2 separate regions of the Homo sapiens genome follow, and region 2 is linked to region 1. Evidence: chromatin contacts called from ENCODE Hi-C or POLR2A ChIA-PET data. All regions are on one chromosome and are shown on one strand. Each heading gives the region's core, a stretch centred on a gene start or an enhancer-like site at or near the end of the contact. The rest is flanking DNA. Distances are from core to core; before and after follow the strand shown.

Evidence for each region. Hi-C counts contacts between places; a loop is a spot of excess contacts on that map. ChIA-PET counts read pairs that join two places held with the same protein, here RNA polymerase II (POLR2A). Pooled maps may share reads with other maps.
Region 2: a map of heart left ventricle shows a loop between it and region 1 (1.9-fold over the local background). The contact joins the enhancer-like site here to the promoter of LINC01987 in region 1. A Hi-C loop is called at or near these places in 5 of 168 maps with a recorded cell type or tissue (Right ventricle myocardium inferior, endothelial cell of hepatic sinusoid, heart left ventricle and 1 more) and 5 of 50 pooled maps. POLR2A ChIA-PET finds 5 or more read pairs at or near these places in 3 of 52 experiments (B cell, BJ and SK-N-SH).

Annotation. Positions count from the first base shown.
Region 1 is chr17:77,726,961-77,729,986 of GRCh38, forward strand. It overlaps LINC01987 (long intergenic non-protein coding RNA 1987), which reads right to left and starts at 1,599. Exons shown (of 2, transcript NR_104134.1): 1 at 1,450-1,599.
Region 2 is chr17:77,809,156-77,812,122 of GRCh38, forward strand. All of the region lies in intron 1 of LOC105371908 (a long non-coding RNA gene), which reads right to left. Among named protein-coding and RNA genes, the nearest start is that of LINC01973, 73 kb to the right of the region's middle. RefSeq lists enhancers at 1-33, 1,271-1,959. Within about 2 kb of position 1,614, at least 8 of the 41 ENCODE cell types and tissues checked have a DNase peak (open chromatin) inside an H3K27ac peak, as active enhancers do; they include heart right ventricle, where a contact is called at or near this core.

The sequences.
Region 1 (3,026 bases), core at 349-2,848:
TGAGGCTGGGCTGGAGGGGCCCTGGCCCCCTCTTTGCATGTTCCCTGGCTGATTCCCACCCAGAAGCAGGGTCTCTGCATCTCAGTGTCCTCCTCCTTCCTCTAGATCCTAGACTGGAACCTCCTTGGTCATGGGGGAATCGGGGTCTAAGGAGTCTGCGGGGGGAAGTACTGTCCCGCCGCCCCACCCCGTCCCACTCCCCCCGCCCTTCTCCTTGCCCTTTCTGTTGCTATTGCCTGCGTTGGTTTGCATGCCGTTTTGCTTGTGGTCTCCATAGCAACAACTACCAAATGGCCTATGGATAATAGGGGGACTCTCGGGGTGGGAGGGGATCCCGATGAGGCATTTGACTTTAAAAAATGGAAACGGTGATTCTGCCGCAGGCCTGGCACGGATGGTCACCCTTCTCTGCCCATCATCACTCAAGCCCCTCAGTCCCCCTCACCCAAGGGCCTGCCTCCACCTTGGCTGGGGGAGGGCAGGGAGGCCGCAACCTGCAAGAACAATGGAAAGGCCGGAGGGAAGCTGAGGGGCCAGAGAGGGACAGGAGCATGGAGGGCAGCCAGGAGCCTCTGCAACTATCTCCATCTCATGGTAAAAATCTCTAGTCAGAGTCTTCTCTGTTGTCCAGCTTCGTTTCGTGTCTCACCACTTCCTTCCACCCTTCCCAGAATCCCTTTCTCTCTCTCTCTCTCTCTCTCTCTCTCTCTCTCTCACACACACACACACACACACACACACACACACACACACACAGAAGCGTTGCTTCATGTCTTGGGGCCTGGCTTCTAGGTCCAATGTCCTGGGAAATAAGTCTCTAATTGTTTCCATGTGTCCCGCCCTGAGCTGTTTACAACAGGCATTCATAGCCCTGGACCTCGAGCCCTGGTGAGGCCACAGGGTCAGCACAGGGATGGTTCCCATTTGAAGATGACCAAACTGATGTGAAGGGCAGAGGGAGGGACCCAGGCCTCCCCCAGCCCCGAGTGTCTTCCACAGTGAGCTGGAAACCTGTTCTCAAGTCTAAATATTTTACATTTTATCTGGACTAGACTTTCCCCATTTTATTTATTTTCAAAGCATTTTCCCAGATAGTGTCTCTTGTCTATTCCCACGGCTCCGTGAGTTCAGGAGATCGACCCTGGACGGGGCTCCTGCCCACGCCTCGGACTCTGCAATCCTTGGCAGCGACAACCGGAGAGCATGGTGAGAGTGTGGTGGGGAGAATATGCCATAAAAAACAGAAGACAGAAACCAAACACATTGCCTGGGGAGCAGGAACAAACCCCGATCGTTCCCTCAACAGATGAAACATCTGAAGCCCAGAGAGCTTAGGCAGTTTTCCTGAGCATGTCTGGACACACACACACACACACACACACAGAGCTTCCATTAGCAACAGATGTCACAAAAGGACAGGCGCCACCTGACGATAATCTTTCTACTCACCACTGTCCCCTGTAGGAAGGATTCTCCAGGCTTTTCACAGTCAGGCTAGTTGTTAAAATGTTTACATTCATGGGGTGGGAGAAGACCTGGTCAGGTTTCAAGGTGCGGGCAGAGTGGGCCTACCCATCAAGAGTGGTACACAGCGTGCTGAATGAAGCCCAGCTGGGCTTAGGTTAGGGCAGGGGAAGCCCAGACCCAGCCCTCTGCCTGTTTTGTAAATGGCATCATTGGAGCACAGCCATGCCCATTTGTTTGTGTACAGTACACTGCTGCTTGCAAGCTGCAACAGCAGTGTGGCTCACAAAGCCTACAAGATTTACTATCTGTCCCTTTAAGACAAAGTTTGCTGACCCCTTGTTTAAGGGATTAATCCCAAGAATGTTCTCAGGTTCATTTTTTTTCTTTCCCATGCAACAGAGTCATATGGTCATCCAATTCCTATCTGTCAATCACTATTGTAAGGGAACCATTTATTTAAGGACAGTTGATTGAACCCCTGTTATGTGTTAAGCACCCGAACAACCCAAAACACACATAGAAGGAACACGACGTCCCTCAAGGGGCTCACAAAATCCCAAGTGATGGTAGCCAAACACAGGCACAGGGTACAACAAGGACGATGGTGACTGATCCAGCGTAGGCTGGGGCTGCAGTGGTAAAGGTGGAGAAAGGCTGGAGAAGTTAGGGACTGTTTTCTGCTGAAGGAGACAACTTACTAAGTTTTAAAGAGCCACTAGCTCATGTCAGAGAAGGATCTGAAGCCATATGATTTGGAAAGAACATGAGTGCATTCGGTTTTGGGTATGTGGAGTTTGGGGTGCTGGTGACATACCCGGGTGGAGATGATTCAAATGTTTTGTTATGTGTAGGGGTCCAGAATTCAGGAGAGAGAGAATCTGGGCTGGAGATGTAGAGTTAGGGGTATATAGTTGGTGTGGTAGGGATGCTGCCTTCTTGGTGATAAAAGCCTTAACCAAGAGGTAGAAATAATTTTCTCTTCCTGTGAGCAATTCTAACAGCTTGCCTTTACTGCTCTAAAGATATTATGGCACTTTGCATTTCAATTTGTATGTAGTTGGTATCTCTCTCCATTGAACTGTAAACAACAGAGACTTTGGCCATGATGGAGTAAGCATTTATTATTCCACCCTAAATAACTAAAAATAGACCAACTATATACAACAATTTTCAGACATTGGACCGCAGGTGTCACAGAAGTGTAATCTCTGACAGAGGAGAAGCAAATGAGGTGAGACCCACAAGTGCCCCAGCTGACAACCTGGAGAGAGTTTCCACGCCACCATACAGGTAAGTGGAAACCACACAGTGTTCAGTGGCTTCACTGAATTAAGGAGATAGTGTTTAGGGTGTGGGGAGGCCAAGGCAGCTAACATTTGTAGGGCAGAGCCCTGGAGAGGAGAGAGCTGCACACAGAAAGAGAGGACTCTAGAGATCTGCAGACGACTCACTTAAGGCCTTCGGCTGAATATTGATCAGTGCATGCATATGAGAAAATTACTAAGGCTGTGGAAAAGGAAAGTAGCAGATAGAAGAACCCCAGGAGCTCACAAAGGCTG
Region 2 (2,967 bases), core at 364-2,863, 82 kb after region 1:
CCCTCCACACTCAGGGCAGGCCCTGCTCACCTCTTTGGACTGATAGAGAGCCAGCCTCTGGGCCTGACCCAAGGTCACAAGGTGGGTGAGTGCCAAGGTGGGACCAGGGCTTGAGTGTCCTCACCGCATCCCAGGTTCTCCCTCGCCAAACTCCAGAAGGCCAGGTGGGCCGCAGCCACTAAGAACTTTGTCCCTTCACACCCTACTCTGTTTATTTGCTACCTAGACCCTGCTCAGGATCTACAGATATTTCCATATGATTTTCACCAATGTAGTAAAGATTCAAAAGAAAAAATAGGGGGGTGGTTGGGAGGCAGGCCCCAAGTTCTAGGAATATTCATTCCCCTTTTCTCTGCCCATGCTATTGTGGTCATGCATAACTCAGTATAACTCTGAGGAGGCCATGATTGAGACTAGGGCATCCAGAGAGCCCTTGGTAATTCCTCCCATTCTCGGGATTATCCATCTTTGAGGTCAGACCCAAATCTCTCTGGTCCTCAGTTTTTGCCTCTGCAAAATGGGATCATTTTCATGTACTCCCCACAGCTGTTATGAAGGATAAATTCAATCAGATAATGTGTGCAACATGTTCAGGAAGATGGACATGTCAAACTCTCCATGGATGATAGTGATGATGATGATGATGATGGTAAAGATGATGGTGATGGTGGTGATGATGGTAATGGTGATGATGGTAGTGGTGATGGTGATGGTAGTTAGTGATGATGGTGATGGTGATGATAGTGATGATGATGGTGACGGTGGTAATAATGGTGATGGTGACAGTGGTGATGAAGGTGATGGTGATGGTGATAGTGGTGATGATGGTGATGGCGATGGTGATGGTGATAGTGGTGATGGTGATGATGGTGATGATGGTGATGATGGTGGTGATGGTAATGGTGATGATAATGGTGGTGATGGTGATGGAGGTGATGCTGGTGATGGTGATGGTAGTGGTGGTGATGGTGATAGTGGTGATGATGGTGATGGTGATGATGATGGTGATGGTGATGATGATGGTGATAGTGATGGTGGTGGTGATCATGGTGATGGTGATGGTGATGGTGGTGATGATGGTGATGGTGGCGATGATGGTGGTGGTAACGGGGTGATGGTGAAGATAACAAGTGATTGAAATGGGCAAGACTCCCAGGAGGCTGTGGGGCTCATTTAGGGGCCTAGGGAGTCCACAGGAAGAAATCCACATTCTCTAGCCTTTCTAAGTGAAGCAAACTTGCTGTGATCACACTAGAACAGCACATACAATGCCCAGGTCTCCAGGACCATGCCAGCTGCCCACCCGGAAAAGCTATTTTCCTTTGCTACCCATAGAAAACCTTTGGGTGCCTCCACTCCTGGGGCACCGGCAACCCCACCGTCAGCCCTTCATTTCTCTTGCCTTTCCTGGATCAAGGAGCACTGCCAGGCTGCCTCTATCCCTGAGAGTTAGATCCAAATAACTGCCTTTGTTATGTTAATTTTGCAAGTGTCTCCACTCCCCCCCCCCAATTATTTGTCATGCAGCAATTCCTATGTGTTGCTAAAAATACAAACACATGACTCACACAGCTTCTGGCATGGGTAAAGGAAAGAGAACATGCATGGCCTTTCTGCTCTTCGGAGCCCAGCCAGGACACCAATCCAGGCTGAGGGGCTGAGAATAAGCTTGTCTCCAGTTGCAGAAGGACAGAAAACAAAAGGCCCAGATGAGACAGAAGGCTCCAGGCTGGTCAGCTGCATCTCTGGGGCATGACACCACAGTTATGAAATCCTTTGCATCACTTGCTCTGCTATTTGGGGCATTACCTTGTGAAAGGTTCAGATCTCAGTTCTTGTTTAGGGTCTTCTGTATTCCACACCCACATGCTCATACCAGCCTCCATGTGCCCAGATGTGCCTGCTACTCTTGGGCCCTCCACAACCTTGCACCAGCAAGGGGCGGGATAAATCTTCAGGGCACCACCCTCATTCAGAAAAGGAAGACGGCTCCATTCTCACCCCTTCCCTGTGATTTCCCCCAGCAGTCCACGTGTCCCTACCCTGGGGATGCTTGTGCAGGTTGGACTTCATTTGCTTCAAGGACAGACCCTGGGGCCAAGAAGCAGCATCTCATGCCAGTGAAGAGATCAAACTCTAGAACTGGCAAATCCGGCTCAGGCAACCTCTGCTTTTTTATCATCCAAATGGGAGCATTAACAGACACCCTTTGAGGGTGATGTGAGGATTAAGGAAGAGACAACCTGCAAAACCATCAGCCCAATGCCTGACCCAGGGAAAGGTTCAATCAGTGTCATCACTGAGGAGCACATATTGTTTTTATTATCATATTCGTGTTCCCAAATCCAGAGGTCGTCTGGCTAGGCAGAGCCATACTTTGCTCTCCCAAATTCGGGGCTCACTTCACCCCATGCTCACCTTACATTGGGGCCTTCTGCCCCTGCTTCCTGGGCACTTCAGCCTCTGAGTCAAGAGGGTGGTTGGCTGAAAAGCAAACACTGTAAGTCCCTGCCCCTGAGACGCAGCAGCTGAAGAAAGCAAGCTTTCAAGAGCATTTGCTTGGCAGCCAAAGCCCTCTGATGAATCAGGGACCTTTTCTGATGACTTACTTTATTCTAGGTGACCTGCTGGGCCATATCCCACTTCCCTCCAGGGTGCTGAGCCGGCAGGAACGAGCATGCGGAGGAGGCAAAAGGGGATGGAGATGGATTTGTGCTTAGAAATAAGATGTGGAGGAGTCCGCCTCAGGTCCCCAGGAGAATCTGTATTGCCTTGGCTGGAGCTGAGGGACTGGACATCCGGTCCCATGCACGAAGACCATCTGCCAGGGCCACCACCTCCTTCCTCCTGAGATGTCCTCCTCCCCAAATGCTCAGCCTCCCTGCAAATCATTCTACTTCTCTGTGGTCAGTGTACAGAGAGGGATTTGGAAATGGGTTGGGGCTGGGGTAGAGCCACATAGAATAC